Linked DNA regions of Mus musculus: region 1 is linked to region 2. The links are chromatin loops, found by intact Hi-C in ENCODE. Cell type or tissue: gastrocnemius. All regions are shown on one strand. Each heading gives the region's core, and the rest is flanking DNA. Links, peaks and the distances in the headings are about the cores only. Region 1 overlaps Helz (helicase with zinc finger domain). Region 2 holds the start of Cep112 (centrosomal protein 112).

Evidence for each region. A loop is a pair of places that touch in the nucleus more often than their neighbours do. Peaks named below come from ENCODE experiments on the same cell type or tissue, not always from the same donor. Only the 100,000 strongest peaks of a DNase experiment are listed, where the experiment ranks them.
Region 1: a loop joins it to region 2, with 4 times the contacts of the local background. A loop is called at or near these places in 2 of 42 quality-filtered maps.

What each region holds. Positions count from the first base shown.
Region 1 is chr11:107,621,912-107,638,348 of GRCm38, reverse strand. Helz (helicase with zinc finger domain) reads right to left here. Exons shown (of 33, transcript NM_001368755.1): 16 at 11,635-11,814; 17 at 10,895-10,996; 18 at 5,999-6,177; 19 at 3,251-3,369; 20 at 2,038-2,183; 21 at 422-569. It overlaps Mir6932 (microRNA 6932), which reads right to left and starts at 627; the gene lies at 570-627. In gastrocnemius, for the core only: a CTCF peak has its summit at 8,680 (motif pointing left); DNase peaks (open chromatin) are centred at 8,232 and 8,661.
Region 2 is chr11:108,414,702-108,431,138 of GRCm38, reverse strand. It overlaps Cep112 (centrosomal protein 112), which reads right to left and starts at 5,873. Exons shown (of 27, transcript NM_001373899.1): 1 at 5,788-5,873. In gastrocnemius, for the core only: no CTCF peak of the experiment used is centred there; DNase peaks (open chromatin) are centred at 6,016 and 7,708; H3K4me3 peaks cover 1,908 bases; H3K27ac peaks cover 1,346 bases.

The sequences.
Region 1 (16,437 bases), core at 5,260-13,259, 790 kb after region 2:
AACCAGAAATTGGGAAAGAAAGCCAGGAAGGCTCAGATGAGGCCGTGAGGTCAATGCTGGCGACCATGTGGTCTCTCTGAAGCACAGGACTCTGTGACTCAACACTTCCTCATTAAAACTGATGTCTCCTTTTTGTCTGAGCAAGAAATCAGTCTTGAGACAATAATGCGCTATGACAGAATACGTTGGCTTTTCTTAACAAAGTTGCATTTTCTGTTTTAACATTGCTATAAAAAGAAAATCAATTTTTTTTGCTTCTTGTAGATTCGTTAAATAAATAAATAAATAAATAAATAAATAAATAAATAAATGGAAAGTTTGCTCAATTTTCTTGTAAAAGAAATCAACAAACTATGAACTGTCAACCCTAAATCCAAAGCGAATGCTCACTAAAATCCGAGCAGACATATTAAATCAGTACCTCTGCATTGTTGTAGAATGCCGTGCTGTTCTTCTCTTGGACGTCCTCCCCCCGTGCCGTAAAGAACGTGAGTGGATAGAAGTCCTTGTGCGCCGGCTGCTTCCCACTGGCCATCAGCTTCCCCTCATAGAAAAGCTCAGAGGTGTAGCTGCAGAGGAAGCAGAACAGAGCATCTGTCAGCCAAGTCTACTTCACCTACAAAGACTCCATCCAATTCCAACACTAATTTATGCCCACAATTAATTTTGTCCCAACACTGAATACCTGTGACGCCAATGATTTCCTAACAACACTGACAGTGATAACAGAGAAGGTCCCTATGGCACCATTGTTAAATGCATTGATTTTGTAAGAATTGAAGCCAGAATACAAAGGCAATGAGGAACGTCCACTACTAGCTGAACACTCTGCTCTGTGAGGAAGTCCCCTAAGCTACATGTTCTTAGCTAACATACTCCCACTCATACAGTCCCAAGTGTCACTAACAACTGTCTGGTCAACAATGGACCCCATGGCTTACACTGGAGCTGAAGACTCCTAGGACAGCCAGCACACAGCACCAAGAGCTCCCTGTGTGTGTGGTGATGCTGGAGCAAACCAACCCACAAAGGACAGGGATGCACAGTATATCCTACTCCAAATGACTGCACGATTGCTCTGTGTTCTTACTGTATTTTATTATTTCCGAGAGTATCCTTCCGCCTGTAAAAACACCCCTCTAAAGGGGCTCTGTCACAGCACACAGGCAGCCTCACGTGTCTCATGTTTCTTTTTCCATGAGACTGAGTTAGGAGACGGGTGGCACTGTTTACACTAGTGAGAGGCACTCTATGACGTTCACATAATGACAAAATTTAGTGACAGTCCTCAGACTCCATCCTATACATAAGGGATATATGACTATACATACAAACACAAAAACACATGGTATTGGATACAACGAACCAACTGCAGTCTCCAACCTTAACAAAAACCACACTGTCTAGTCCTAAACACATCACTGACTACAAATGGCCGGCAACCGTGGAAGAGCAATGTCACCGCAAAAGATGACAGAACTGCTTCCAGGGAGACCTGAGATGGTCTCCACAGGCATGACAAGACCAGCATCGCTAGCTGTAGGAAGCTTTTGCAGGGTTTGTTTCTGGCAATGCTCGGCTCCTTCAGCCGCATGCTGATCACAGGACTCGCCACCCAGCTGTTCCGTAGATGTGTCTTTCACACGTGTACTGTAGTTAAGAGGACTCTTTTAAAAAGTCAACGTTAGAGGTTTTCCCTTTGAATTTCCTTTCCTTTCTCTTAGAACATATAACAGAGGTATGCCATTTTTCATATAGATTACATATTAATTCATAGGAAAATAAATCTATAGAAAAATGGATAGAAAAATATTTCAGGCTCAGTGAAGCCTTAAGTTTTAGTACTCAAACTGCCTTATTTCTTATGAAGAATCACAACTCTGGATTTTCATGTATTCTTTTACAAACAACAAGTTAGGCAAAGTCTGAGACCCCCAAAAGACCACAAATAAATCACCTGTGCCTGGCCATGTGCTTGCCGGGTTCCCTCCCACAGCCCACAGGAAGTGTGAGTCAGAGGGGACAGCTCACACCTACTTGATGATAGCTTCATGGGAACGATAGTTCTCACAGAGGAGGATCCTGCATGGAAACTCAGCAGGGTAATGCTCGTAGAGTCGGTCAAGTAACGAAACGTGAAGGTTTCTCTCCCTGGCAAACTCGCTGTAAACAAAAGGGCTGAGCTGTAACAGACAAACAGATGGAGAACATTTAACCGGATTGTAGTAATAGTATTTTTGAATCTACTTAAACACTAAAACTTATGTATAACTTAACATACTAAATGCAGGAACAAGCCAAAATATAAAAACAAAAAACAATTACTCATTTTGTCTACAAACCATTTTACTATTCCGTGGAACCAGACTAGAGCTCTCGCTTCTCAGTGTAGCACAGCAATACTGTCTACACTTACACAGAGTCCCTCCCACAGTGACTTACTAATGTAAAGAGCAGAAATCATTACGTCACCAAAACCAATCAACTGCTTTATGCTAGTACTAAACTCGTCACTGACTACCAAAGGCCGGCAACCCTGAAAGACGAGATGACGGAACACAACCCGCACAACTGCTTCCACAGAGATCTGAAAAGGGTTTCACGGGCATGACAAAACCAATATTACTAATTTATATGAAGCTATTATAATAAACTGGGGGCTGGTGAGCTGGCTCAGTGGGTAAAGGTGCTTGCCATCAAACTTGATGAGCTGAGTCGGATCCTGTGAAGGCACGTGGTAGAAGGAAAGAACTGCCAGCTGCAAGGGGTCCTCTGACCGCTGCATGTGCACCATGTGTGTGTGTGGGCACATACATACTAGGCAAATAACATTTTTAGAGGATTTGATTAAAAAAATAAAATAATAAATTCAACTGGCTATTGTAGCACACACCTGTAATCACAGAACTTACATGAAGCCATGCTTTGAGGCCAGCCTGGGCTACATAGTAAAACTTTGTCTCAATAAATAAGTAAATGTATAGATAGATAGATAGATAGATAGATAGATAGATAGATAGATAGATAGAGACTATGACAAGCAAGTATTAATATTAATAATCAACAAGGCTTTCTTCCATAATGAAACCCACTACTCTACATACTAACCATAAAAATTAACTCTAAAGGAGCTGCAGTGAAGGCTAACATTGGCTAAGACACTCACAGGTATCATAACTGGTGTTTTAGAAAACAGAATATTGAACACCAAAATGTAACTCACAAAGACAGTGACTAAGATGACACCTACCTGCATGTGATCACCAGCCAAAACAATCCGTGTGTTTTTAGTAGCTAAGGCTAGAGGCATAATGGTCTCACACTCCATGGCCTGGGCAGCTTCATCTAAGAGAACGTGCGTGAAGAACCCTAGAAGGTACAACACAGGAGAACACTGTCACAGAGCAACTGCTCTCTGCGCTGCTAGGTAAAGTTTGTTTCATTAACCCAAGTCATGAATAGTCTAAGGCCAACCTCAATCCAGACAATCAGCTTAAAACAGGATTTTTTTTTTAAAGACTGGGGCTGGAGAGATGACCCAGAGGTTAAAAGCCAATGTACTGCTCTTTGTAGAGGACTGAGTTTGTTCCCCAGCGTACATGGTAGATAGTGCACAGCCACTTTGAACTCCAGAGATGTGACAACTTCTGGACGCTGTGGGCAACTTCACTTACGTGCACACACGTGCACACATGAAAAATAAATGTTCTTAATGCTTTTAAAAGAAAAGGTTAAAACGATTAAGTATGCTTTCTTTTGTTAACATTTTCTCAGGAACCGCATAAATCATCAAACTGTTGCCTACTACTTAAGCAGGCACCTTTTTTTTCTAAAGGCAACTGCCTGGTTTTTATCCCAGCACTTCAGAGGCAGAGGCAGGCAGATCTGAGTTCGAGGCCAGCCTGGTTTACAGAATAACTTTGGGAACAGCCAGAGCTATATAGAGAAACCTTGTCTATAAAAAACAAAAAAGAAAAAAAGTATAAGATGAGAAAGCAAATGGAAGGAAAGAAAGGGCAATTAATTAATTAACTAATTAATTAAAATGACTTAGTTTGCGTCTTAGTTCTGTTGACTGTAAGATAACCACCATAGTGTTGGAGTGAGAATGGACTGGAATAAAACCTAACAGCACCTGGACAGCAGTGACCACGGCTCCATCCCAGCCCTTCCCAGCCACTCCCCTCTCACAAGCAGAGCTGCAGCAGCCAACTGTCTGCACACACTGCCCAGTATCAGCATCTAGTGAGGGGGGAGTAAGCATTCCCAAGCTCGGCATCACAGAGCCCCATTTACAAAGATGCTGCCACTGTGCTCTGACCTCTGAAACACATCCTTGGATTGCCTCACGGCCAACCAAGAGCTACAGGCAGGCAGAGAAAGTCTCATCCAATGGGGGCCTTCCTTTGTACCCAGGCTAGTCACCACCCTTATCAATTCCAAAGTCTTTTTACCATTAAACCTGGCCTCAATAAGGAAAAGAAAAAGTTAGCTGCCAATACCTTCATTTAAGATAAATGTAACCTTTTATCTTAAATTGGGTGGGGGTGGGGAGGGTGCTCCAGGTGTCTATGCCCTGGGCCAGGTGCCAGGGACTGGCCTGTGCCTTCCAGGACTCAGACCTGCAGTAGAGCGTGTCAGTGGCTTTAAAGGCAATTCCAACAGGAGATGGGAAAGTCATGAGCAGTTGGCAATTACAGGAAGAGCAGGGCCAGCCCTGCTGAAGAGCATGCTAAAGACATTCGACGGTCTTCTCATGCTCAGGTTCTACCATACTCAACTCACCAGCTTACATCTGTGTGCTCATATAAATCAGACTGAGCTGGGCATGCTGGCTCACACGCTGGGAAGCCCAGCACTCGGAAGAGTGTGAGCTTAAGGCCAGTCTGGGCTAATAGCAAGCTCAATGCAAGCATAAGTTATAATTATAAAGTAAGACCCTATCTCAAAACCACAAAAATAAAAAGTTTAAATAAATGAAGAGTGATTTTTACATAGTCCTAGCATGTAAGAGTGCTTGCTGCATGATGTTAAGTTCTGTTAACAGCATGTTGCAGCACCCACACAATGAGCAGGGCATCCCACCTATACCTGTAGGCCCAGGGAAATCACTAGGGCTCACTGGCTTCCAGCCTAGCCAAGAAAATATGACCTCAGATACACGGAAGATTCTGCCTCAAAGGAATAGTCAGAGAGTGACAGGAGAGGCACCTAAAGGGCTCTCTGGCTTCCACAGGCACACACATGTGTGTGTGCATGGAGTCATCTGTGCATGGAGACACACAGACACAGGCATATGCACACGCGCCCCACACACACACTTGCACACTCACTTGTGCATGTAGACAGGCACATTCTAGCTCAAGTGTGCATGAAGACACATAGACAGACAGACACACACAAATAAATCCTTAAAAATAAGGAACCTTAATCAAGTGCCATAATTGCTATTTCTACATTACAAGATTCAAAAGCGGGGGCTGGTGAGATGGCTCAGTGGGTAAGAGCATCCGACTGCTCTTCTGAAGGTCCAGAGTTCAAATCCCAGCAACCACATGGTGGCTCACAACCATCTGTAACGAGATCTGACGCCCTCTTCTGGTGTGTCTGAAGACAGCTACAGTGTACTTATATGTAATAAATAAATCTTTAAAAAAAAAAACAAGATTCAAAAGCAACTTAGCAAAAACCTCAACAAAATCACACACACACACACACACACACACACACACACACACACACACAACTGTCCAAATTTGAACTGATCACTAGTGAACAGATACCAACTAGAGAACAGGTGAAATGGCAAATGTTTTTCAGTCAAGGGCCAAAGAGCTTCTGTCCCTGCAGAAGATCCTGCATCATAAAAGCAGCCGCAGACAAGAAACCAGTTAATAAAAGGACACAGGAAGCTGCATTCCGATGAAAGAGACCTGGCCAGATGTGGCCCACAGGAACCTGTCACTGGGAGACAGCCACCTGTGGCAAGTGGGCATACCAGGTTCCAGGTCCAGCTGGCAGAGGTACTGGGAAGTGCTCAGTGTGACCACCACCACTCGATGTTTAAGAATATCTTCCTTCTGGGGCATCTGAAAGGTGGACTGTGTGCTCGAGATCAAGCAGTACTGATGCACGACTGGGTGGACAGTCTTCACCCAGCGATTCCGGAAATACACCCTAGAGAGAAGACGGCACCTCCTGTTAGAGTGTTCATAGTCGCTGAAGATGAAAACACTACACTGTCATTTAAGAGCACAGTGCCAAAAATTAACAAATGAATCCCATCCATAATCATTCCAACCCTCTCAGAGTTTAAGGCTGTAGTAGAAAGCTGCCACGATACGCCCGTGATGACCTTCCCTGGCACATATTTTTACAAGATTTCAACATTAAGTATAGGTGCCACCACATACCTAACTTTTTAAGTATTCAGATTAATCTTGCAACAGAATTAGCACACAAATATATGTTTTATGAGCAATGGTTTTAAATTAAGTTTGAAACCTTCCATTCTTAAATTACCTTTTTCAATTACAGTCTTACTAAAATGTATTTGACTCTGATTTTAATTATTTATGCTACTACAAACCATGGAATTACATGCTTAGAATATTTTTACTTTAGAACAGTTTGTAATAATTTTACTTCAGAAAAGTTCTTAAAATTATTATTTAAAAGGCCTCTGCCTTGGCTTCTGGAATCTGAAGGTAAATTTTTGAATAAACTTTATCAAAAACTCTAAATGCAAATCTTAAGACATGTCATCTTTTCAAGTAACTACAGTAGAAAATATGAACAGGCCTCAGCTATAGACTACTCTGATGGACAGCTACAACCCATACATCCAGCCTCCACCATCCCCATCCACCTACATGACAGACCTACTGGCTGCTGACTATGTTATAGCACACAGGCAGAGTGCACAGGGCTCGGGAGCAACCACAGCAGCCTTGGCTTTGCTTTGGGTTTGATAAAAAGCCATCAAGTGGACAGGGCAGCTGTAATGACTCATGTCACTAAATTCTCTGATCTCTGGGCAGAAATTACTTAGGCAGAGTTTAAGGGCGGCACACTTAACAGATGGGGGCAGGGTTTCCGGCATGTGCTGGCTACCCCTGTGGCCAACGTCAATGGGTCTGCACAGTGCCAACAGACATGAACACGGAAAGAGGAGCTCATGACGGACCCTCATCATCTCATACATGGAGATTCTAACCCGGTCCTGAGGGACGGGGATGGAGAGGGGACTGCAGGGAGCAGAAGCAGCAGGGAGCAATGTCAGGTTAGTGCCAGGGTAGACAGGAGATGAGGGTGGCTTGGGAAGCAGCAGAAATATACAAACTGGATTCACTAGATATGTTAACAGAATGCAACTAGATATACTCATAAATGAACTAGTGGTAAAGATTAAGGCAATGGATGATTTGGTTTTGTTTTGAAACAGAGTCTGAGCCAGGCTGGCCTCAAACTCACTACACAGTGGCTAGAGAACAATCCGCCCTACTGGACCACTGTCCCTCCCTCCTGAGGGCTGCCTCTGGCTTTGGAAACTGCACGAATGGCAGTAGTGTTTACAAAAGTGGAGAAAGAAATAAAACAAATGTAGCCGTTTTCAAATCAGAGTATTAACAGTGGCAAATGATGCTTTTAAGTTCATTATCCAAAATATACAACTGAGAATATAAATATAACTCAGGGTAAAGCTTATATAATACGCTCAGAGCCCTGGGTTCCCAGCACCACAGGGGGGAAAGAAGACATACATAAATATACATGTGACAGCATATTTACATATTTCCTCAAAACAAAATATTTACATATTTCCATGACTTAAACTAATCCTTAAATATGGTCTAGTATATATAATTTTAATTCACTGGGGTCTTATACATGTAACAAATTCATATACAATAAGCAACTACAAATGAACTGATGACCCCCCCCTTTTTTTTAAGCAAATTTTTCTTTAAAGACTACCCAAACGGCAGCTGCTGTTCACTGGCGGAGCAGCGGTGGCTTCCTCGGCATGGCCGGCCCCGTGCACTGCTCGGAACACCTTATCCTCAGAGCCACTAACAAAAAGAAAACTGCTTTCCTCCTCCTTCTTCTCCTTGCTTTGCCTTCTTTTCATTTGTCTGTTTTATAACTTCGAGACAAACTTTCACTGTAGCTCTTGCTAACTCCTCACCCAGTCAAGGCTGGCCTCAGTCAGATTGGCAATAGTCCATCTGCCTGGCATCACAAGTGCAGACCACAGCCACCTGTGGCCCCCATCCAGCTTTTTATGTGCCTTACAAAAACAACTCAATTCTATTTCTTTTTGTTTGTGCATGTGGGGACAGAGGAGGTTTGCGTGTATGTGTAGTATAGGCACAGGGGTACAAATCTCCCAATTCTAAATAAAATAAAAACTGAAACTCAAACCTAAAATGTCAAAAAACGCCATATATTTTAGGTTCAGCTCAATTGGCAAGTACAAGAAATTGCATGATTTTTAACCCTAACAAGTGGGCCTGCCCTATTCACTACTATTGTTACTCAATGGCTGCTCCAACTATCTCCCAGGGCCACATCTATACCAGAGTGCAGGGAAGAAGCCAGTCTGTGGTCAGCCTTGCTCCGTAGCAACAGGCCTGTGTTCCTTCTCAGTCATCTGCGGACATCTGGTGCCCTCTTGTGTTCTGTCTCTGGAATTCCAGTAAAGCTGATTTCCTGCCTGGCGAGGGGTGCAGCAAGCCCTTGCCTAGCAGAGACAGGCTGTGAGGTTCCAAAACCCTCAGACAAAGCTGGTCTTCCAGAGCAGTGATTCATTCTTGTCCTCTCTGTCTCTCAAATCTCTCGCAGTTATTACTGAGTAGGAAAACTATCAGTTAACCTGAGCTAATGCTAGAGTGAGGCCTAAACACTCAAGACGACCGCTCAGCCTCTGCTTCAGGGTAGCACCTTTCCCGGAGAGAAGGCCACAGTGGATGTGCAGGGCTGCATAAAGCAAACTCTCGGGGCGCTAGGCATTTCCCCGTTCTCCTGTGTACTGCATGAAATAGCCTGAGCCTTGCATTGGGAAATAAATTATTTTTCTACCTTGGGTTCAACAACTCTTAGAGTCAAGAAGAAATGAAATCTCTGCTGCGGGTGGGGCAGGTTTCTGCACTTGGGCCAGTCTGACTACACTCGACTGGAAAATCAGTTACTATTACATATATGCAGATGCATCATGGTGGATCCTCAAAGCCCAAAATGATTCCACATGGAAATACCTAGAGAATTAACAGAGTCTACACTCTTAAACATCAAACACCCCATGCTATGTCCATAAGGGCTTCCCTCAACTGTTTCTAAGCCAGGAGCACCTTGACATCCGAGACCACCACATTTCATATACAACATGCACACTCACATACATGAACACACACACACACACAACACACACATTCACATACACGCACAGACACACCCATGCTCGAGCGCACCTGATCTACCAATAAATACTACTAGGGAGAACAGGCAGGGTAAAACGAAAGCTCCTCCTTGTCCTCTGTGAGGTCAGAGGTTAGAGGCCTTAGCCTTCTGTCACTGCATCCTTCAGTAAAATCTTCACTCAGAGAACAGTAAGCACGGTCTTTTATTATTACATGCAACAGGATCTTCTACTGTGGTGGTTTCTGCTGTGTCCTAGAGCGAGAGGACAACACAGTATGGGTGTCTGTGTTAACATGCTACACCACTGCTCTAAACACTTTCAAAGGGGGCTGTGGTCCCAGGAATTGAAGAACTGAATAGCATAACTTCTTATTTCCATGCCTGGGCTCAAGTAGAAGTGAGAGGTTAATAAATTATGGATCAAAGTATAGCTAGAAACTAATTTTTAAGCAATAATTAAGCTAGAGAAAATACCCAAGGAGCTAAAGGGAACTGCAACCCTATAGGTGGAACAACATTTTGAACTAACCAGTACCCCGGAGCTCTTGTCTCTAGCTGCATATGTATCAAAAGATGGCCTAGTCGGCCATCACTGGAAAGAGAGGCCCATTGGACTTGCAAACTTTATATGCCCCAGTACAGGGGAACGCCAGGGCCAAAAAGTGGGAGTGGGTGGGTAGGGGGCTGGGGGGGAGGGTATGGGGGACTTTTGGGATAGCATTGGAAACGTAAATGAGGAAAATACCTAATAAAAAAAAGCAATAATCAATAATCATTTGTACAATAGGCCATGATATATTAGTTTATAACATGGCAAAACTAAACATTATTTCACATAACAAAAGTAAGTGGTATAATATGATTCTGCAGTGTTTTCTGAAGGAAAAGATTTTTATTTTCCCATAATCTGTATATAAGTGCATTTTGTGTTCACAGTCACCGAACCTAAAATGTCCTTTGAAACCCTGTCTTGTACGTGGCAGCAAGAAGCCTGGAACCCGTCCTCGGAGTGCCGCAGAGATCGTTTCCATGCGTCATGCTTCTCTAACGTGCGGCTTCCGCAAACAACCACAGTTAACATTTCACTCCCATTAAGAGCTGTCATCACATGACTACTCTGCTGTACACAATGTGCCAGAATTTTAATCAAACTCAATTTGATTTAAGCTAATCAATTTTCTTTAACCACTTTTCTTATGCTATCTTTTAGATGTACATACCAAAATCTACTCCAACCATAACAACAGTTTTACATGAGAAACTTAAAAAAAGATGTCTTTCTGTATACATAATGTTTCAGAAATGGTACACAATTTTTACATTTTTTGCCTTAATTTAAAAGATTTTTTTCCAATGACATAACCTCCAAATGCCAATGCAGAGTTGATGCTCCCAGAGCCCCGCCATCTTTACAGACACCTTTTCTTAAGAACAACACAGTACAATACAGATACATAATAAGCCTTAGAAATACCTGAGAGGTCTTGCCTGGGGATTGCCTGCTTCTACATATGGATGTAAATAATCCTTTATGTAGAGGTCAGCAGCACTATTAGAATGGGTGCAAATGAGAATCCTGCTGAAATAAATGGTGCAAATAAAAAGAATGACACAACAGAAGCTAGTCAGGCAGTTCAACACCAAGAGAGCAGTGGCCATCTTACACGTCCATTTCCCGCGCCCCGCTCACATTCAACAGGACCCATGGTGCCTTTGGGAGTTATGTTACTCTAAGCTAAAGAGTAGCTCCCCCAAATAATCTTTAAATCTATCCACAGTCCATAGTAAGGATTTTTAAACCCAGCCCTTAGACTTTTAATATACCCATAATGTATAACAGCTATGTCAAACTACCGTGTCTACACTGTCAACTTGTTCTTGTTATTTGGGGAGTGGGGGGTGGGGGGGAAGGGGGTGTTTTTGAGTCAGGGTTTCTCTGTGTAGCCCTGGCTGCCCACTATAGACCAGGCTAGCCTTGAGCTCAGAGATCCAGCTGGCTCTGCCTCCCAAGTGCTGGGATTAAAGGCACAAGCCGTTATGCCCAGTTTACACTGCCTGCCAACTTTTACAACAGCATGTTCTAAGAGAATACAAACTTCATCGCTTTGAGGCTAGGAAGAGGATGAAAACTGTCTCACTGCCCTCATTCTCTCTCTAAAGCAAGGAGAGAGGCTCTGCCTGGTGAAGAGACAGGGCATGCCTCCCTCGGCTCACCTGGTCTCCTGCTGCTGCAGTATGTGCTTGGCCGCCTGAGCCAGAGTGAAGGTTTTGCCCGTCCCGTAGGGTCCAATGATGAGGACAGGCGGCAGCTGGATGGAGAGTGGAGTGGTGATGGCCAGAACAGCTTCTTTCTGCTTTGCATTTAGCCGAGGATCCAACTGCTCGTCCCACTGTCTGTAGAAAATACAAACCTGCTGTTTTAAACACACATCTCAGCGGTGTCGGCTTCACGACACTAACTCGCCCTGAGTGCACAGCATCGACAATAACCAACGCTTACTCCCAAACCTTTCCAGATAAATCAGAGTCAAAGGAAGGTGTTCTGCCATGAAATCAAAACTAACCCGAGTTAGATTCTAATCTAAAGAAATCAAACTTTTGTAGTCTATTTGCTGGTGATATTTCGAAAATGCAGAAAACTATTTCCCAAAGTGAGGAAGCTGCCATTCCCTCCACAGCAAATAGAATACAAAACCAACTAAGTCTCTACTGCTAACTTACTGAAAGGTCTCCAGACAGGCTTAGATCACAAAGGAAGGGAAAAAAACATCTGTATCTCCCTAGTTGAGAAATATCAAAGTTTTATAAATCTTGATTGATTAAGCAGAGGTTTATAAAAGGTATCAAACCAGACAGAGTATTTTCGAGTAGCCCACACACAGAGCCTCCACAGGGCTCCTGCTGTTGGAGTGAGGAGCACCTACTGCCGGAGCACGTGGGCTCTGCGATCCCCCCCACCCCCGCCCCGGCCCCTCCCATGGCGTGTGTATAATTTGAAGATTTAAATGGACACCAGATGCTGGGACAAATCAAACTAAGTCAAGGGTCAACAGTATTCTTCGTCACAACTCCAACCAAAGTACTAACTACAACAACAATTACGGTAAAATGGTGAAAGTACGAACAGAAACAGGAAGAATGTGAAGAAAGTACTGCCAAGTGTCTGCAGAACGACCCACAGACAAGAGCACAGACGTGAGACCAGAAGTCCTCAGTGAGGCCGAACTCTACATAGACCAGAAACTACTTACACTTGAAAAATGCTGTAACAGTCTGAGCTGTTGAAAAATTACAACTGTTACAGTGTGTTAAACTCAAACCAAAGATGTTCTTTAAATCTAAAATATCTTAGAAAACAAACTTTGAAGATAAAAACATGCCACTACTTAGTTTTCTGAATTTGGCAATTCAGCACTGAAAGAAAAAAGGAACTCTATACATATTGCTGTGCAGGAGCCAGCTTCCTTGTCACAATTCTTCCCAGACTGGCAATGCGGCCTGAGCTCGAGGGGACTACCATGCCCAGACCTTACATGAGACAGACACCGCCATGGTTACCCCCAAAATCATCCCCAGCACCCTTTTCCTCTGCCTTCCTGCTCCACAGAACCTAGCTAAGCACGACACGACACTCTGCTTTCCCGCTGCTTTTGCTGGAGACCCAACTGTGGCCAATCTGATGTGGGAGGAAGTTTCTCAAACCAGCCCATCTCTATCTCTCTCTCTCTCTCTCTCTCTCTCTCTCTCACTCTCTCTCTCTCTCTCTCTCTCGTGTGTCACTGTCTCTATCTCTCATTTCATATATATAAAGACACATATACACATGCACATATATACATATACACCTTACTAATTTTTTGGTTTTAAGCCGAGAAAGCCCATCTTATATGAGTTCTCCTCTGGCGGCAAACAGCACATGGCAAATAAATATCAAGTGGCCATCACATAACCAACAAGAAGCATCAGAAAAACCCAGCAAACAAACAAAAACCCAGCATGTTGTTCCAGGCCAGGAGGAAATCTGACAGTACTCCTGGCCCTGGCCCTGGCCCTGGCCCTGGCCCTGGCCCAGCCCTGGGTTACCAGCCGCTGGGCTTCTATAACTCAACCTAACTTACAACAGCAGGTCAGCTCAGAGAAGTTTCTCACACCCATACCTGACTCAGGCAGTCCCAAGATGCCCTGCCTTCCACACCCCTTCACCTGTCTACAGACACACCAACACTCACATTCAATGGCTGTCTTAAAGCCTAATGAGCTAAAATATTCATGTAAAGTTATTTGGAAACATAACTGAGCAACAAAAGTGCAGTCCACGCTACCTTCTATTTCTGTCTTTTCTGGTGATTTTAGGAAAAGATTGGTTGAGTTATATCCATTAAAAAGAACACGGCACACACTAACCACTCCCATCTTGGAGCATGGATGAGTTAAAGAATACTGAAGACATAAGACTCCATACATTAACTACAAAGCTAAGATATTACTGACAAACTTACAGGATCAATTCTGTAACTAATCTATATCTCTTTACTTAATTATGGAATGGATTCTGCTTATCAACTGTTTCAGTGTGGTGAGGCCAGAGTAGATCAGAGACTTTATTGATGCCAGTCACCTCTATAATTTCAGGCAATGAATACTGAATATGTAAAAAAAAGCCAAACATTGAAACAAACTATCATCAGTGTGCCAGCATTTAGCAAAAAAGACTTAAACATGCTCACTATAATATTCAGTCTCTACAGCTAAAAATATAAACCCTCTCCAAGTCTCATCTCACTATAAAGAAATTGTTTTGAGTTTTTTCTTTTTTTTCTTTGCTTTGTGTTTTGATTTATTTATTGGCAGAGTTTTGTTTCAAGACAGGGCTTTTTTCTCTGCGTAGCCTTGGCTGGCCTTAAACTCAAGAGATCCCCTTTGCCTCTGCCCCTGCCTCCCAAGTGCTGGCATTAAAGGTGTGGGCCTCCACGACCACCGGCAAAATTTTTTAAACAGAGCAAAAATTATTTTCCTTCCAACACCAAATTAGCTTATTTTATTTTTAAATGCACCCTGCTATTAGTGTACAGGCTACATGGTCAAGAACAGCCTTGCAATTTCACTTTCTGTCTACACTCCCTGATTCCAGAAAAGAGTTTAAATGGCTACCGGTACCTCAGTGTATCCCCAGACAGGTGACCTTCCACTACTGTGCACACTGCAGTGGTGTGAGTCTGGTCCTGCTTGAAAGCATCTGCTGTGCGATGGTTTCCTGGCACTTGGGCAGTTAATTGTATTCTTAAATGCAATGAGAAATCAAGTCACAATGCCAAAAGCTGCACAAGGGTCCTCACATTTCAAACTACGCTTCCTCTTAAACTTCAAATGAACATTAACGTCAGTCAACATACAAGATCCTCTTGATATTCAAAATAAATGAGACATAGCCTCATACTTTACAGAGCTCTGAGTCCAGGGGAAAGTTGAAATGTACACAACTGACACAAATGAATGCAGAGAGAAGTTATACTGGAGAGCCCAGCTCTGCTGCAGCATGGCTCAGGAAACGTGCTCCAAACTGAAACGGAAGCATCCTCATCTGCCTTCGAGAGTGAGCACCTAAGCTGCTATGACTCCGAAGGACCAAAGGTCTACAAAAAGCGGGTCCTGGGCAAAGCCTACTTGGTAGAGAAAGCCACACAAAGGTAAAGAGGCAGAGACACAGTAAGTGACAGAATCAGGGTCACACTGAAAAGGCCTGAGGATCTCACACATCAATGTATTTAAAGTTTACACACTAGACTCTTAAAATGGCTAAGAACAGAGGATTTTTTGCATGGATTTTACCACAACGTTTAAAAGTTTTCAAAGGAGTAAGAGAAACATAAGAGCCAAATCAGTCCAGGAAGGCCTAAATAAATGTCGAAGCAATTGGCATTTCGTAGCCCCCAGCTAGATTACAGAGGCCAAGAACGGAAGAAGATACGCTGGAAGGCAGCGAGACCCTCTGACAGAGTGCAGACCACACTCAGACCTCAGCCAGAGACTTGCGCATGATGAAATGCCATGATTATTTTAGAAAACTAACTCTGGAAAGGGTGTTCAAGTTGGACCAGACAACATAAATACAGACAGCTGGATGGGCGAGCAACAGAATGCTACAGATATATTAGCTTCAGCACCAGTTGTAAGCATGGGAAGAAAGATGGACGCGAAGAAACGGAGCCAAGTGAGGGCTGGGGAGCCCTGGGTTTCTATAATCAGATCACAACTACATTTAAGACAGTGAGCACTGAGCCAGGCAAGGTGGCACATGCTCAGCACTCGGGAGGCAGAGGCAGGCGGATTTCTGAGTTCGAGGCCAGCCTGGTCTACAGAGTGAGTTCTATGACAGCCAGGGCAACACAGAGAAACCTTGTCTAGAAAAAAGAAAAAGAAAAAGAAAAAGAAAAAAAAAAGACAGTGAGCACCAAAGCATCAGGGAATAGAAAATTCTGGAAACATGTAGACTGACGCCCATTGAGAAATTTGGCAATATTCTCACCTGAGGAATACCGAATGGCAGAGAAGCACCTGAAAAAATGTTCAACATCATCAAAACAACCCTGAGATTCCACCTCACACCAGTCAGAATGGCTAAGATCAAAAATTCAGGTGACAGCAGATGCTGGCGTGGATGTGGAGAAAGAGGAACACTCCTCCATTGTTGGTGGGATTGCAGGCTTGTACAACCACTCTGGAAATCAGTCTGGCGGTTCCTCAGAAAATTGGACATAGTACTACCGGAGGATCCAGCAATACCTCTCCTGGGCATATATCCAGAAGATGCCCCAACGGGTAAGAAGGACACATGCTCCACTATGTTCATAGCAGCCTTATTTATAATAGCCAGAAGCTGGAAAGAACCCAGATGCCCCTCAACAGAGGAATGGATACAGAAAATGTGGTACATCTACACAATGGAGTACTACTCAGCTATTAAAAAGAATGAATTTATGAAATTCCTAGCCAAATGGATGGACCTGGAGGGCATCA
Region 2 (16,437 bases), core at 3,838-11,837:
ACAGCTTAGCCATTCCCTACAAAACCATTTCCTAGTATTTATCAAAGAACACACAGTTTATCCCCAGTAGCTTCTGAGACCACCCATCCTGTCTTTCACCGATTCACCTTACTTCCTTCCCAGCCATGAGTGGGACCTATGGTCTCACTATTACACATACATATGTGCTCTTTCAACCTTTTGTTCTCCACCCAATAGTGCTCAGGAGGGAAAACCTTGGCTGAGATCCTTGCTGCCACTTTCCAACTAGTGTTCCTCCAACTTCAACTCACAAAATCACCCTCTTTGGGGCCTCCAATCACCTGGCTACACCACTTGCTTTCCAGTCCCATTGCAAGCATCTTTATCCCCAAGTGGTCACTTGCACCTCCCTTCCTCAGTCTCCCACCCCCACCTCACTGCCTTGGAGCTCTTCTTTCCACTTAGCAATACCATACTGCTAGCCCTTGATTCCCCAATCACTCTGTAACTCCCTAGCCAAGGAGCAAAAGAAGAAAGATGGTAGTGCCTTGGAGTTAGGTAGCTTTCATGCACACTTATGGGAACTTTCAAGAGTCTATTTTAGCTGGGCGTGGTGGCGCACACCTTTAATCCCAGCACTCGGAAGGCAGAGGCAGGCGGATTTCTGAGTTCGATGCCAGCCTGATCTACAAAGTGAGTTCCAGGACAGCCAGGGCTACACAGAGAAACCCTGTCTCGGAAAAAAAGAAAAAAAAAACCCAACTTTTTCTCAGTCCACAAAGCAACTTTTAAAACTTAACATACATCTTAAAACCCCCTAATGAACCGCAACTCTTCTCTCAGTTTAAAGGGAAAAAACTTGGTTAATTAAAAAACAGATAAGAGCCCTAGTAAGATGGTTCTCCTCCCACCTCGCTGAAAGGACTATCCTTACAGAAATACCCTAGCTCCTTTCTGACAGCCCAAGCAGCAAGAACTCTTCTAGCTAAGATGGTAGCTCCTCCTCTCGTTTATCATCACTTACTACCTCCTCCCTATTTCCCACTCTAACTCCACAGGCTCCTTCCCCTCCGTGCCACCTCTCATTCCAGCCTTCCACTTTCCAGTCTGCTGGTACTGTGCAGCTCCAGCTTCATCCTCCCTGGGAATTACTCCTTCAGCTCTATCATGTACTAAGCATTTTCAGAGAGGCCCTATGGCCCACTACTTGTTAAATCCACGGTGCCTTGCCCTCCTTACAGCTCACCACTCCTACAAATGCATCTTTGATTGCAATGGCTCACTTGCTCCTGCTCTGGAGTCATTTCTTCGTCCCTCAGTGACTCCTTTCTCCAGCCAACACTAAGTGCAGATTCTGCCTTGGCTTCCTCAGTCTCCTTTCATCCGACTTTCCCCTTCTCGGGGCAATCACAATCAGTCCTGGAACTGAGGTTGTTTCCTTACGCCATTCACCCTTACACTCTATTGCTAACTCTACTCTCTCCTTGAAATGCCAACTCATACTTACAACAGTTTCCTGGATCTATTCCACAATGTCCTGTCTGTTATGAAGTCGTAAATATCCCAAAGAAAACTCCACAATTGTGCCCATATTCTTGGTGGTATCATCAATCTATTTCATCTTCCTTGTTAAACACATCAAGGTTTCCACTATCTAAACTCTCCATAAAACAACTAAGTTCAGGGACAAACACACAAAAGGCACAGCTTCTCTACTCTCTCTTACTCTATCAGATAAAACCCTGAACATCACTAACTTGTTCTACTACAATGACCCTATGACCTGCCTTCCAATGAGCCGTGTCACTACCTGAGAAAAAAGTGAAGCTTATCATAACTTTTCAAACTCTCTCTACTGCCTACTACAGGATACTTTGCAAACCCTGTGCTAGCCATGCAGGTGCCTTCCCATTTTAGCCTACTTCTTACCACAGCTACTCTGTCTGACTAAACAAACCCACCGTTGTCACTACAGTCTTCTAACCATTCTTCAAACACTCCAAGCCATTACCTGGTTCTGCTCCTGATGCAAGGGTCTTTACAGACCTGAGACAGATAAATGTAGCTCAGATGTCATTGCTGAATGTAGCTAGTCTACTTACCCTCAGCTAATTGTTGCTCTCTTCTTTCTGTAAAATGCTCACATCTGTGTCGCTACATTTACCATACATTTATCTGTCATTTACGTATTTTCTACATCTGGGGAGACTCTTGGAAAGTAGGGGTCATGACTCACATCTTAGAAGGAACTTCACATATTATCAAGTATGTTAGGGTCAAAGAATTGATTGCTGGATAAACAGATCAATGTTCAACTTTTGTATGACTTTTTGACAAATTGTTTGGGGGATCACACAAGTTTATGTGGGTATACACGTCCATGAGGAATTTTGCATGTGTCCCTTGATCTCAATCCACATTAGTTTTTGAGACAGGGCCTCTCAGTAAACCTGGAGCTCATGAATTCAGCTAAGCCATCTGGCCAATGAGAACTAGAAATCTACCTGTCCCTAGCGTTACAGATCTGCACTACCACATCTGCCTTTTCCTTGAGTGCTGGGGATCCAAGCCGATGTCCTCATGTTTAAACAGCAGGCACTTTGCAGATGGAGCCATCTCCCCAGCCCCCAAATGGTTGGTTTTTAATGCTTCCATTCCAAACACCAAACAGGTCTTACAGAACAGAAATATTACATGTTTCTAATTGCATTTGCCAAAAAATGGCCATCCTACTTTCTGTGGATCAGAGGAAGGAATATTTTTCAATTTTAAGACATGGTTAAACTAACTTTATTCAGGGTTGGGGAGGCAGCTCTGTGGCAGAGTATTTACCTAGCATATATGAGGCAATGGTCTCAATTCTCCGCACTACATAAATAACTAAATTAATTAATGAACTAATTTTTTAAACTAAATCAAGTAACTTGATTTAAATTAATTTTATGACTAGTTGATAGGTTTGAAGGCATTGTATTTGATTTGTCTCACTTTAAAATCCTATAACATATCTGGTTATGTACTTGGTAAAAGTACAGTATGATATTATACAAAGCACAGTACGCTAGCATACTGGGTATTAGATAATAAAGTTGACAACAACTACTCAAATGGATACATAAACCTATGGAAACTGCTAGATCCAAAGCTGTAAGCCCAGCTCTGCCCTTGATGCACCGCCAGCTTGCACACCATGCCCTGGTACTCAGATTCCTGCCTAAGCCTGTTGTTTGCTGTGGCCAAAGCAAAAAAAAAGATTCCTCATAATCACTAATTCTCAATAAATCCTTTGACCTTTGTGGAAATGTTAGTGTTTGATATTAGAGGAGACTAAAATTCAGCAGCTAAGTGACTCACCAAAATCATAATTACACAAATCCCAGATTAAAACTCTGAAATCCCTAGCTCTTACAGCCATTATATCTGACCATTTAGCCATTTGCATGTAAATCAGCAATATCTCCAACTTAAAAAAAAAAACAAGTAATTTGAGTAGCAGAAAGGCTGTCTGAGCTGCTGTCAGGACATGGAATAACCAAGTCAAGTACTCATTCTAAGAGCATCACAACGAACAAAAGCTGGGGAGACAGCTCAGACAGGAAGAACGGGCTTCTCTAGTAACCAGTAAGAAGCTGGGCCAAGGGGTGGCACGGCAATTCCAGCACCGGAAGGAAGGGCAGAGCCAGGTGGCTCCCTAGAGCTCACTAGCCAGCCAGCTAAGCTTAATCAGGGAGCCCAGGTCCAAGTGACAGACTCTCTTTAAAATAAGTTGGACAGTTCCTGAAAATATCTGAGGTCAAGTTTGACCCCTGGCCTCCAAATCTGTGTGCATGCCAAACCCACGTAAAAACAGAGCCGGAGTGATACATAGTGAAGCTAAAAGTCTGCTTTTCCTTGCCCCTATTCATTCGCCAACAACAAAAAATATATAAATTAACATCTCAATTTTTGAAGGAATTCCTGCTACACAAATTACATTGTGCACATAAATTATGTCTAGCTGTTGAAAAGGTTTTTATACTATTCCTCAGATCTTTGAATTTAAGGTATCAAGATAGAAAAATAAAAGCCTGGCACTGTGGTGTGTGCTGACTCTTGGGAGGCAGAAGCAGGTATGTCTGTGAGTTCATGGCCAGCCTGGTCTACATAATGTGAATTCCAGAACAGCCAGAGCTATGGAGAAAAACCATTTAAAAAAAAACTGTAAAATAAGTAAAGCTCTATTCTGGCTTAGGATTAAATTACTCATAGTATGCCTTTCACTGATACCGACTACAATGTGACTATTGCATATACAAAAGGAATAAAAAGGAATTCCTCAGAAGGAATAAAAGAAGTTGGGTGGCTCTCCTTTTAGTTATATTCTGTATTTATACTGCCTTTTATTTAACTCATTAGTCTCGCCTTTAAAAAAAATCCATTTCTTTGTGGACAGCTATGAAATATGAAATGGGCTAAGACCTTCTTAGGGTTCCTGGCTGCCACAGAAGTCAGCAAACCTCAAGCAAGCCAGCAATAGTAACATCCTTAAAAAGGAGAGACACACTTCATATGCAGAGCATGCCCCTCGCCAAGCGCAATCTATTCCTGAAAGTTGTGTAAATGCTTTTTGTTCCATCAGATTATATGTTGAGTATATTGTGAAGAATAACACAGAAGCCCTGAAACGCCAACAAATCAACAAGGGTTACCCGGGCACATTTGGGGGTTTTGGTTGTTTTGCCTTTTTTGAAGGAAGGGGGGACAGAAGCCTTCCCAGAAGACACTGGGCTGCCAGCTAAGCTTAATCAGGGAGCCCAGGTCCAAGTGAGAGACTCTCTTTAAAACAAGTTGGACAGTTCCTGAAAATATCTGAGGTCAAGACTATGAGTGTCATAACTGTATCCCGGCATGTCATCAAATGCACCTAACTTGACAGGAACAGTTCCCATTGTCCTTTACAGGCCTGAAGCTGGGGCTTAACAGTGTGCAGGACCTGACCCAAATCCAAGAGACAATCCTGGACCTGAATACTGCACAATTATCCTCCTCTCCGCTTTGCTGGGCATTGGAGAGGTGGTCGCTGTGTAATGAGGTTCACTGGCATTTTGATTGCCTTTTCTATCTTACTTTCATGTATCTTTAAATAGGAAATGCAAATCATAAAAATACCAGCATACTGATGGGGGGGGGGGTACTCAGGAGGCAGAGGCAGGTGGATCTCTGTGAATTCCACTCTGTCTCGAAGATGAAACAAAGGTCAGCGGTCCTATTTATTTGCTCTCTGGATCACTACACTCTATGTCCCCACAAAGGGCAAGGACTCCAGGCTGGGTCCCCAAAGGGCAGGGACTCCAGTCTGGGTCCTTGCAAGTTCACTGTTCATCAGGACTTTCTCGGAGTCGGCCTGCAGTCTGATTCTCCTCCTCTGACTGATCTGACAGCACCTAAGAACTGCAGCGGTCCGGTTCCTGGCGGTCACTTCCTCCGCCCGAGTGGGCACCGGGAGCGGCGCCTGTGTGGCCCACCCAGGCCCGGGCCGCTCTCCTACCTGCTCCAGGACACAGACCTCTTCTCACAACCGCAAGCCCCCTACCTCGGGGTTCTGGGTCCCGCCATGCCGCCTGCCCAAACTTTCCTGAGAACTTTTCCCTGGCCGTCGCTCGGCTGCTGACCCCGCCGGCGCGCGCGCCACACAGGCCGCAAGCGCGGGTCCCGGGCCTGCGGGCGACGCCCCTCCCCGGGCCAACCCGCACGCGCGGGGGCTCCATCCCGCGCAAAATTCCACTCAGAACCTGGGAGTAGGAGGCGGGTGGGGATTGTCGATGGGAGAAACAAGAGAGAGAGAACCTGGCGCCCCAACAAGCAAGCCGTCCACTCGGCCGCCGACGCCCAGCCGCCACAGCCAAACGGTTTCAAATCCTTGCGGGCCGTCCAGCAAACCGGGGGCGGGACTAGCAAACTCGCCTGTCCCGCCCCCTCGAGCTGCGGCTGGCATTCAACTCTGTTGCCATGGCGACGCTCCGGGTTAGGTCTGTCACTGCTCCTCAAGTCCGAGGGGGCGGGAATTTCCGCCCTTCGGGCAGTTCGCATGCTAAGGGCGGAGACTTCCCTCCTCACTGTTTCCCCACCCTCCGAGAAATGGCGCCAGCAAGCAGCTCCGTTGCTATGGTAACTGTCTAGTCTACTGCGCAGGCGCCGAGCTCGTGGTTTTAGCCCATCTCCCCAGAACGGTTAGTTTCCAGGCTTAATCTTCTGTGATCCCTGGACTATACAGTGGATGCTGCATCTTCCTGACTTCTTACTCAGTCGCTTGTGAGCACTTTAAAGATTGAGGAGAAAGAACAAGAAAAACTCAAAAGTGATGGAACTACTGGACAGTAATTGGCAGAAAAGCCTGTCGTTTGAACAGACATCACCGTTGAGTAAGTCCGAAGCATGAAAATTTACCCTTGTTAGTTCACACTCCAGAGGTGAATTATTCAAAACAACGAGCAGGATATTTACATTTGTTATTTAGAACCATCATAAGTCTGAAAACACTAACCCTGCAAGATCCTGAACTGAAATTTAAAAGCTTTCTGTTTAACACTCTGTACAGAATAGTACCATCAAGTAGGGGAGAAAATGTATTTTTGCGCTTCCCAGGAAGTCTGGTGGACCTCGGGCGGTCAACTTTGCTGTGTACTGGTGTTCTTTGATCTTTTACGTTTCTGGAAGCTCTGAACTGGATAATTTAAAATACCAACAGAAACAAAATTTAAATTGTAAAAAACACTCCCTTCAATGAAATGCAGTGTGCCGCTGCTTTTCACCTAAGTTCACAATAGAATCCCTCTGCAGAGTCTTTGCGATGCACTCAGTGTGGTGCCAAACCTCAATTGAAGCACAGCTTGAAGCATCTTTTCAAGTTTACATAAGGAAAGTAGAGGAGTCGCTTGTTTGCAATTAGCTGTTTTCAGCTTCCAGAAGAAGACTACGTTCTTTCAAGGTGCACTTTGGAATCCACCTCCCTGGAAGAGACAGCAATTGTTCATTATTTCAGAGGCAATTTGTACTACAGAAGAAAGAATGCTTTCAAGAATATTTGGTTTCCAAAAGCATTATTTGAGCACACTCGCAGCTGAGCGATTGTCCCACAATCCAGATCGTTGGTACTAAGAATCAGATTGTAAAACCCACGTATGCAGAAATGAGACGAGTCAGAGACCACTTGGAAGAGGTGCACTTACTGATCAAAGGATACAGACTTCCAAGTAGAAGAAAGAAATTCAAGAGGACTAAAGTCACCATTCAACGTGGTGACTATGGGCCATAACTATATTGTACATTTTGAAGGATGACTTTAAATCTATATTTATGGACAGAAAACTTAGCAGTGTACAATTAACCTAGTTCAGTGGCAAGTTCTTTTCCAGCTTGAAAATGGGAACCATAGGTCACCCAGTGGTGGCAGATCTCCTTGTACCTGGCTTTGTCATTGGTCCTGATAGCTTCTACCAGCTTATCTTTTGTCTCACGAGTTAATCTGGGTGCAGGCCACAGTGGTGCGTGCCTTGCTGTGGGCCAGCCACCCCAGCTTGGCCTTCTCTTTGATGCTGCTGCACGGAATCCCCACCTTGTGACACAGGGCAGGCAGGACAACCAACAGCTCAGTAGCATCTACATTGTGTGCAATCACCAAGAGTGGAGCTTTCTTATTCTCTACCTTTTTGGCTCCTGCTAGAAGAGCAGGTGGTCTCCTCTGCCAACAGCTTTCTTCGCAGCACTGGCCGCTGGCAGCCTTCGCTGCTTCTTCTGCTTCATCTCTGCCCTACACGTGTGGGTAGCCTTAAGAAGCTGGGTAGCTGTTCGGCAGCCCAGGGCCTCAGAGAACTGGTTAATGGCATGAGGTACTTTGGGTTGCTTATAGAGGATCGTTTTTTTTTTTGCTGTTGCAGCTGGGTGGATCAGGCCACCCATTTGGGCTGGGGCTGAGCTTCTTCGGTCTTTTCTCAGGGAATTCGCCACTTTCCTTTCCCTCCTACTTCACAGTGATGGGACCAGGGCCATCTTTTCCCCCTAGACATGCTTACTTGGAGCATCTTGCTTGGCTGAAGGAGAGAGTTGTATATTGTTTTCTTGAAAATTCCTCTCAGGGTAGATTGCTATAATGTTCACCTTGTAGAATGGATAAGTACATAAAGCAGTGTGTGTGTGTGTGTGTGTGTGTGTGTGTGTGTGAATTTTCTCAATCCACGTTGCATGCATCATGCATCATGCAGTACCAATAAATGCACGTGGTTTGTAGACATTGCAAAACTCAGCCTCAGAGATAGCTCAGTGGGTAACTGAGTATTTGCTCGGGTGTGAGGACCAGAGTTCAGTTCCCCTGCCAGGTGGGTGTAGTTCCTAACCATAGTTCCAGTGCTCAGAAGGTAGTGTCCCCATAGAAAAATGGCTAGTTATACAAGCAGTATAGATGAGCTCTCAGTTCAAATGAGACAGCCTGCCTCTCTGAATAAGGGAGAGAGTGATCAAGAAAGACCCCCATATCAGCCCTTGGGCACACACACACACATGCATACACACGGGCAGTCACATCACATATTTTCCTCAGAGGGGGAGGAACAAAGGAAAAATGTGATTAAGTCAATTTCATTGCAGAGGAAATGAGGGAAGGAATTTTACTCCCTCAATATCTACCCTCAAATCTCTCCAAAAATAACTCTCGGAAAATATGAATGTAGACCAGAATTATGATAGCACATTTTTCTTTTCTTCAGTATTTCGAGGCCAAGGATTCAAAAATTTCAACATGAGTTTGTCGAGTCATTTGAAGGGATGTGAGTGATGAACACCCTGAAAAATATAAGACTCGAAAATAAATGTTACAGACTTTGAATCGCTGTAGTGAACCACCAGTTACTTCCACTCTTACCAGGAATAATCAAAATTAGCTATTAACAGAAATGGAGGTTTAGCTTAGTAAGCTAGGAATTTTCAGTTGTCTCTTTTCTCAGACTCTGTATCCATGCTATTGTAGGTAATCTGGAAAATACTGAGATGTTTAAAGAAGAAAATTAACCTAATTTGACCATTAAAAAATAGCCAGGCCTAACATGTATACATTTATATATATATGTGTGTGTGTGTGTGTGTGTGTTCAAATCCTCTATCTATGTGTTACACAATCATTTTTAAACATGACCTTATTATCCCATCATATGGATATAACATAATTTGATCAATCTTCTCCTGTAGTTACTAATTCTGGTTCTTATAATATTCCAGTGATAAAAATCTCTGTTGTAGTCTCAGTTGCCAACATATAAGAGATTTGCTTCTCTGGGTGCGGTAGTGCACACCTTTAGTCTCAGCGCTTGGGAGGCAGAGGCAGGCAGATCTCTGAGTTTGAGGCCAGCCTGGTCTACAAAGTGAGATCCAGGACAGCCAGGGCTGTTACACAGAGAAATCCTGTCTTGAAAAACAAAACCCAAGCAAACCCAAACAAAAAGGATGTATTTCATATATGTACATGTATGTATATGCTTGTGCGCACGTGTGGTAAGTGCGGTGGTCAGAAGTCAATGGTAGGTGCTTTCCTCAATCACTTTCCCCCTTAGTTTTTAAGTCTCTCGATGAATCTAGAACTTGCAGATTTGAGGAGGTTATCTGGCCAGCCAGTTCCATGATGCTGTGTCTACCTCCTGCCCTCCCCACCCACCCCATCCTGGGCTTATAAGTCACTGCACCTGGCTTTTATATAGATTCCAGGGATCAAACATAGATCCTCCTGCTTTCAGATCTGTGCTTTATTGACTAACTCATCTTTCCAGCCTATGTAAGAGATTTGCAATAGACATAAAAAAAAAAAAGCAATCCAGCTTTCCTCCCAAATTACTCATTAAACTTATTTTGCAAGTCTCTAAGACATGCAGCAGTTTGAGAGAGTGTCAGAGTCACATTAACAGCTTTTTGGGTCTGTGCAAATTGTATCTTTAAAAAAAAAAAAAAACTAGTATCACTTTTTAATTGGCATTTGCTACTCTTTGAAAATGTTAATGTTTCTTATTAGCCCTCTTTAGTTTCCTGGAGTCTGGTAGAATGTCTTCTGCTCCCTGTTCATCTTGAGGAATCTGACATGATATAATGTGGCGGTTTGAAAGAGAATGGTTCCATAGGCTCATGTGTATGAATGTGTGGTTCCCAGTTTGAGGACTATCGGGTAGAATTAGGAGGTGTGGCCCTGTTGTAGGAGGTGTGGCCTTGTGGTTGGAGGTGTGGCCTTATTGAAGAAGGTGTGTCACTTGGGGTGGGGGGGAACCTTTGAGGTTTCAAAAGCCCCTGCTGCCAGACCCAGTCCCTCAGCCTGCTGCCTACTGATCAGGACATAAAGCTCTCAGCTACTGCTCCGGCACCATGAGTGCCTCTATGTTTCCCGCCATGATGACAGTGTGCAAACAAGCCCCGAATTAAATGCTTTCCTTCATAGGAGTTGCCTTGGTCGCGGTGTCCCTTCACAGCACTAGAACAGTGACTAAGACAGATTAGCAAATATCTTCCTCTACAGTTTCAAATTTTAAAATTTAGCTATCAGTGGCTCTGTACACTTTACTTTTATGTTAAGCTGGTAGTTTGTACAATGAAATTTTAGTCGCGATTCACTGTTTATTTTTATTTTTTTTTTAGCTTTTATTACCTGTATGTACACCCCCACCCCATCATGGGAGGGGGGCAGTAAGAGAACAGCTTGTGGGAGTCACTTGTTCTGCAGGGTCAAACCCAGGTCACTAGGCTCGGCAGCAAACATCTTTATCCACTGAGTTATTTTGCTTGCCCCACCATTATCTATTATTAAAACAGTAGAAGTGAAATCTCAAAGGACTTCCTATCTAGATGGGGAGCAACTTCTAAATACTAAGAATCATTCCTGTGTTGTTATTATATGAACTTATCAGAGACAAATATCAGAACACCCCCATAACCAGTAAATTCCTTAAATTGGATGGGGAAATGACGCAGAACTTTCTATTTAGAGAACACAAAAGTATAAGTTTCATCACAAAAACGGTGAAGTTTAAAGAGAGCAGAGAGGAAAGGCATATTTTCTTTTCCTCATTAATAACAATTGAAAAGGTCACTACCTTTAGTACAGTGACTCTGGGTTCCTTAATTTAAACCAGAGCTAAGCAATATTCATGATTCCATTCCTGTTCAGCCCACTCTCTTGGAGAAACTCATGCTAAGGATTGTTAACAGAAAAATCCCAGCTCTACTTCCGGGCTCCAGCAGTCCCTATGTGCCCCTGGCCAGTGTTGGAACAGAGAGCAACCGGTTAGCAAGGCACTCCAGCCTGCTCTGCACAATGGTCTTACCTGCCAACCTGGGGGACACCAGGCTGCAAAATCCCCACTTTCAAGCACAGTTACTTCCAGTAAGCTCCAGGGGGTGGGGGTGGGGATGGGGGTGGGAGGGCAATCAGAACTCAACTAGAAGTACAGCCTCAAGTCAAAGCTCTGAAGTCTGGGTATCTGGGTTCCGAGAGTCCTTCATGATGTGAGGCAGAAATCCAAGTTACACAACTTCTTTAGCTTCCTTACGGACCAATTGGCAAGATAAGGATGGTTCATAGGGAACATTTTGCTCAGCACCTGATACAAGGACATTTCAATTTCTCGTCTTCCCCAAGTCTTTTGTGAACATTTAGAGATCCAGTGCAATCTTGTCTGCTAACTCGATTGCGTCTGCAGCCACAAAACCCATGCTCCTGGGTGTGCCTGTGTGAGATATTCTTAAACAGAGTATTTGAAGCAAGAGCACCCACCTGGAAGAAGGAAACCGCTTTTTATCTGTTTGCCCTCAATGGAAAGTTGTCTGTTCTGTTGCTGGGGCGTTCCTTTGCCTGTATTAGGACCAACTTCTTCAGGAGTCCAATGCAGACTGACAACCACAGCTCTCCAGGGATCCTCTAGGACTCCAGGGCCATCCTGGAACTGCTAAGACATCCAGACTCGCCAGGGCGGTGGTGGCTCACACCTTTAATCCCAGCACTTGGGAGGCAGAGGCAGGTGGATTTCTGAGTTCGAGGCTGGCCTGGACAGTTCCAGGAAGGCCAGGACTATACAGAGAAATCCTGTCTCGAAAAAAAAAAAAAAAAAAACCAAACAAACAAAAAGACATCTGGACTCCTGGACTGAACAACTATCAGATTCTCAGCCTTTCCATCAGGAGATAGCCATTGTTGGACTACCCGGAGGACAGCCTGCGACCCGTCTAATGAATCCCATTCTCACCAGTGTCATCACCATCTTCTCACCATCATTACTGGGGAAGAGATCTGTATAGCTGCACATAAGTGTGTATGAACATATATGTGTACATACATATATACATATACATATTTTTTCAGTCTATCAGTTCTGTCTCTTTAGACAACTCTAATACACCCAATATGCACCACTAGGAGGCAGCAATAACACAGAGAAAAACTTGTTCGTAATCTCTCTTTCTCTTACAAGCATGCATGTGTGTGTGTGTGTGTGTGAACATTTACATGTAGATTTGGGTCCCAGGGATCAAGCTCCAATTGTCAGGCTTGGTAGCAAGTGCCTGCTGTGCCACCTTGCCATCCCAAATAATTTATTGTTCAAAGGATAACTAGATGAGCTTAGAAAGTTCACATGATGAAAGGCATATATACATATACATGTATATATAATCTATTTACTAAAAATTAAATTTAAAAAACTTTTAAATAACTTGAAGGAAAAAAGAGAGAGATAAAGTAAACTTTGTACCGGGACAACAGAAGTTGGTGACTTAAGGGCAAGATTCTGCCTGCTGACAGCCTGCAGGGAGCAACTGCAAACTTCCCTGAAAATCTTCCATTTAAACAGAAAGTGCCTGAAAATATGGAGCTGCAGAGGTGCCCTGCTCCACACTGACCACTGGAGGAGGCGCTTCTTCCTATGCATCTGCCTATCCCTGCCAGTCAACTTTTACCATTAGCACAGTACTTCCCAGAAGTCCATGGGAAGGGGCTCCGCGGCAGGCTGTCTACATTGGGGTGACCTGTGGATATGTCCTTGCACATTGTCTCATTTAATTTAGTTGATGTGGGAAGACAGTCCATCGTGGTTGGCACCATTCCCCAGACAAGGGTCCCTGAACTGGGTAAAAGTAGATGTATTAATTTGAGTACAAACAAACAAGCAAAGACGTACGCGTTTATTTCTCTCTGCTCTTGACTGGGGATGTTCTGTGTTAGGTGACCAGCGGTCTCAAGGTCCTGAAACTGTGACTTCCTTGCATCATGGGTGTGACCTAATACAAACCCTTCTCTCCTAGGCTGCTTTTTGTCAGAGTATTTTACCACAATAGAAACAAAACAAGAACACACAACAAAATTGAAATTAAACAAAAGTAATATCACTGTAATATGTTTGTGTTTTAGGAAGGAGAGGTGTACTCAGCACTTAGAATGTCTTAATTCTAAATGGATTCTGTTGAAGCAGTGTATTTAATTGCATAACACAGGAAAATGTACAAATTAAGTTGCCCCTGGTTAAGGGCAGATGGATGGATATCTTGGGTGTTGCTTTTGTTGAAAAGGCCAGGATATTTCTATAAATGAATGTTTTCCCTAGATTGAATCTGAATGTTTTTAAAACTTTGTGTGGATTCTTTGTGAGTTTTACGTCATGCACCCCAACCCACTCATCTCCCCTCCCTTTCCTATCTTTCCTCTGCCCTTGTAACCTCCCTCGAAAAAGAAAACAAAAACCCAAAACAAGACATTAAAAAATATTTCCTCGTGGAAGCTGAAGTGTGTCACGGTGTGTCACACAGCATGTCCTTTTGTACACACATCTTTCCGGGCAACGATTCATTGCAATGAGTCCTTGGTCTGGGTTAAGGCCTCGGGCTTCTGCTACACCGTCAATACCAGATCCTCACCAAGCCTCTTCTTGAATATCGTGTTGTTGCCCTGTGTCATGGAGCTCCTGCAGCTTTGGATCTGCAGGACTTTCCTGATATCCAGCAGTACACCACTTCATAGATGAGGGAGAGGTTGGAGTGAGCCAAGTCAAAATCCTACATCTGGTCCTGCGTGGCAGCTGAACTGGTCACCCTGCCAGCTTTCCCACACATCCAGGGTGATCTCCAGCACTGGCCCAGCTAGCTTACCCAATGCTTCAGCCAGCAAAGGGGAGGGGTCTCCCACTCTAATGCTTCTGGGACCAACTTGCCCTCGCCCACACCTCCAGACCCAGTTCTACTATGCTGCCAGTCAAGGTCAGACCCATTCCCTGAGTGCTATACACAGCAAGGGACAGGGCCAGCTCTCTGTGCTCACACCCATCCACACCAGGACATGCTCTGCTGTGCTGCTCAGGCGAGGTGCGGGACCTCTCCTGACTGCTGCAGCCAGTGAGGGACAGGGCCAGCTCTCCATAAATAAATGCTTTGTGTTTTGGTTTTAATCTCAACATTAAATTAGAACTCAGTGGATGTCTTTCAGCAAGTTTTTCTCCTTTGAACTTTCAGCTTTAGATGATCAACTATTAGCAGATGGGATTAAATGAACTTGGAAGACAATACAAAAGTAGATTTTTGGTTTTTTGTTTTGTTTTGTTTTGTTTTGTTTTGTTTTTTAAGTTTTGTTTAATGTATATCTGCATGTACACCTGCATACCAGAAGAGGGCATCTGATCTCATTATGGGTGGTTGTGAGCCACCATGTGGTTTCTGGGAATTGAACTCAGGACCTCTGGAAGGAGAGCCAGTGCTCTTAACCACTGAGCTATCTCTCTAGCCCGGTAGGTTTTTGGTTTGGTTTGGTTTGGTTTGGTTTGGTTTGATTTGGTTTGGTTTGGTTTGGTTTGGTTTGGTTTGGTTTGAAGTGTAAAATGGCAAAAAGCAAGGGAAATAATTTATCTGATGATCAACAGACATTTGTGTTTCTCTGACACTCCTTGCAGAAAGCACATTGGTGACAAAGTATCGTGCATATTGTTGACTCTGACTAGTTGCCCTGGAATACTGTATTGGCTACTTTTCTTCTTATTGCAGCAAAATACCCAAGAAAATCGACATAAGGGAGGAAAGCTTTGTTTGCACTCGTGGTTTCCAAGGAATCTCAGTCCATCAAGGTGGGAAAGGCAAGGGGCTCTGTGCACAGCAGCAGGCGTATGAGGCCTCTTGTTCCCATGACAACAGGAGAAGCCAAAGCAACATAACTGCCAAAATTTGCCCTCTATAACCTCCTCTTGTCAACTAGGCCCCATCTCCCAGAGTCTGCAAACCTCCAAAGCAATGCCAGGAAGTGGGAACTGGACATCCAAACACAAAGACTCGGGGGACAGCTCACATTCCAGTGGTAACATTCCCAAACTCCTGGTCCCCAAAGTCTCAAGCCAACTCTCTCCCAATACTAAGAGCATCTAGCTAAACTTCAGAAATCCCCAATACTGATCAAAAACTCAAAGTGCAAATTCTTCCTAGACTTAAATCAGTGTCTTCACTGTGGACTCTAAAACCAAGAAAGTTAAACACATATAATATGCAATACAAACTAAGTATTCTCCTTCTAGTAGGAAGGAACGAAAGAATAACAAGAGAAGATTGGCCCAAAGGAAGACCACCATCCAGCAGGGTAAAGGGTAAAGTCTGAAACTGTTGCCCAACAACCACAGCGTGGTAATATTATTTGAGCTCCTAAAGGCTTGGGCATCCCTCACCTGTAGCCACAGCATTCTCAACACCTGTACATTTTCTCTTGGGCAGGCTCAACGTGGTGCTTGCCGCTTTCCTCTGCAGACATCCCATGTTCCTGGCATCTCCAACATTCCGGGAGATTAAAGCCTAGCTTTTGCCATCACAGTTTCACACAGTGACTCCTCAGGGTCAGTATTCTGAGAGTTTGACTCTGCTACACATCGCCTGGCCCAATTGACTTTTCTCTAAAACCCTGCTGCAAGCTCCACATAAGGAAAACCAGTAGTGCCGTGTGGATGATATTCAGTTCTGGTGCCAACTTGAGAAGGAGCTGAGCCCCCCTTGGACCACGGATGCAAATGCACAGCCGCAGGAGTCTGAAGCCTCTGCTTGGTCACATCACAACAGGGGGACCCAGGAGAGAATTATCCACTGTAGAGAGCAGGGGTGTAAGCAGACCAGAGACAGATTGCAGAAGTGCCGGACAGAATCTGAGAGCCTACATCTGCTGCATCTATGAATTTAAACTGGGTTCTATCCATGAGATGGTGATGTCTGCTTTGCTCCCAGCAACACTCAGCTTCTTAGGGGTGGGCATAGGCAAAGGAAAGAGAGCCTTGAGTGAGTTTAGCCAATAGATAAAACAGAACAAGGGAAGGGCAGAGGAAAGCCAAAGTCAGATGTTAGAATGATAATGAGTAATGGAAGTGTTTGTTGTTGCTGTTGTTGTTGGTTTGTTTGTTTGTTTGGCATCATGTAAAAACAGCATCAAGTATTCCAGGCCAGTTCTGTAGACCTGGA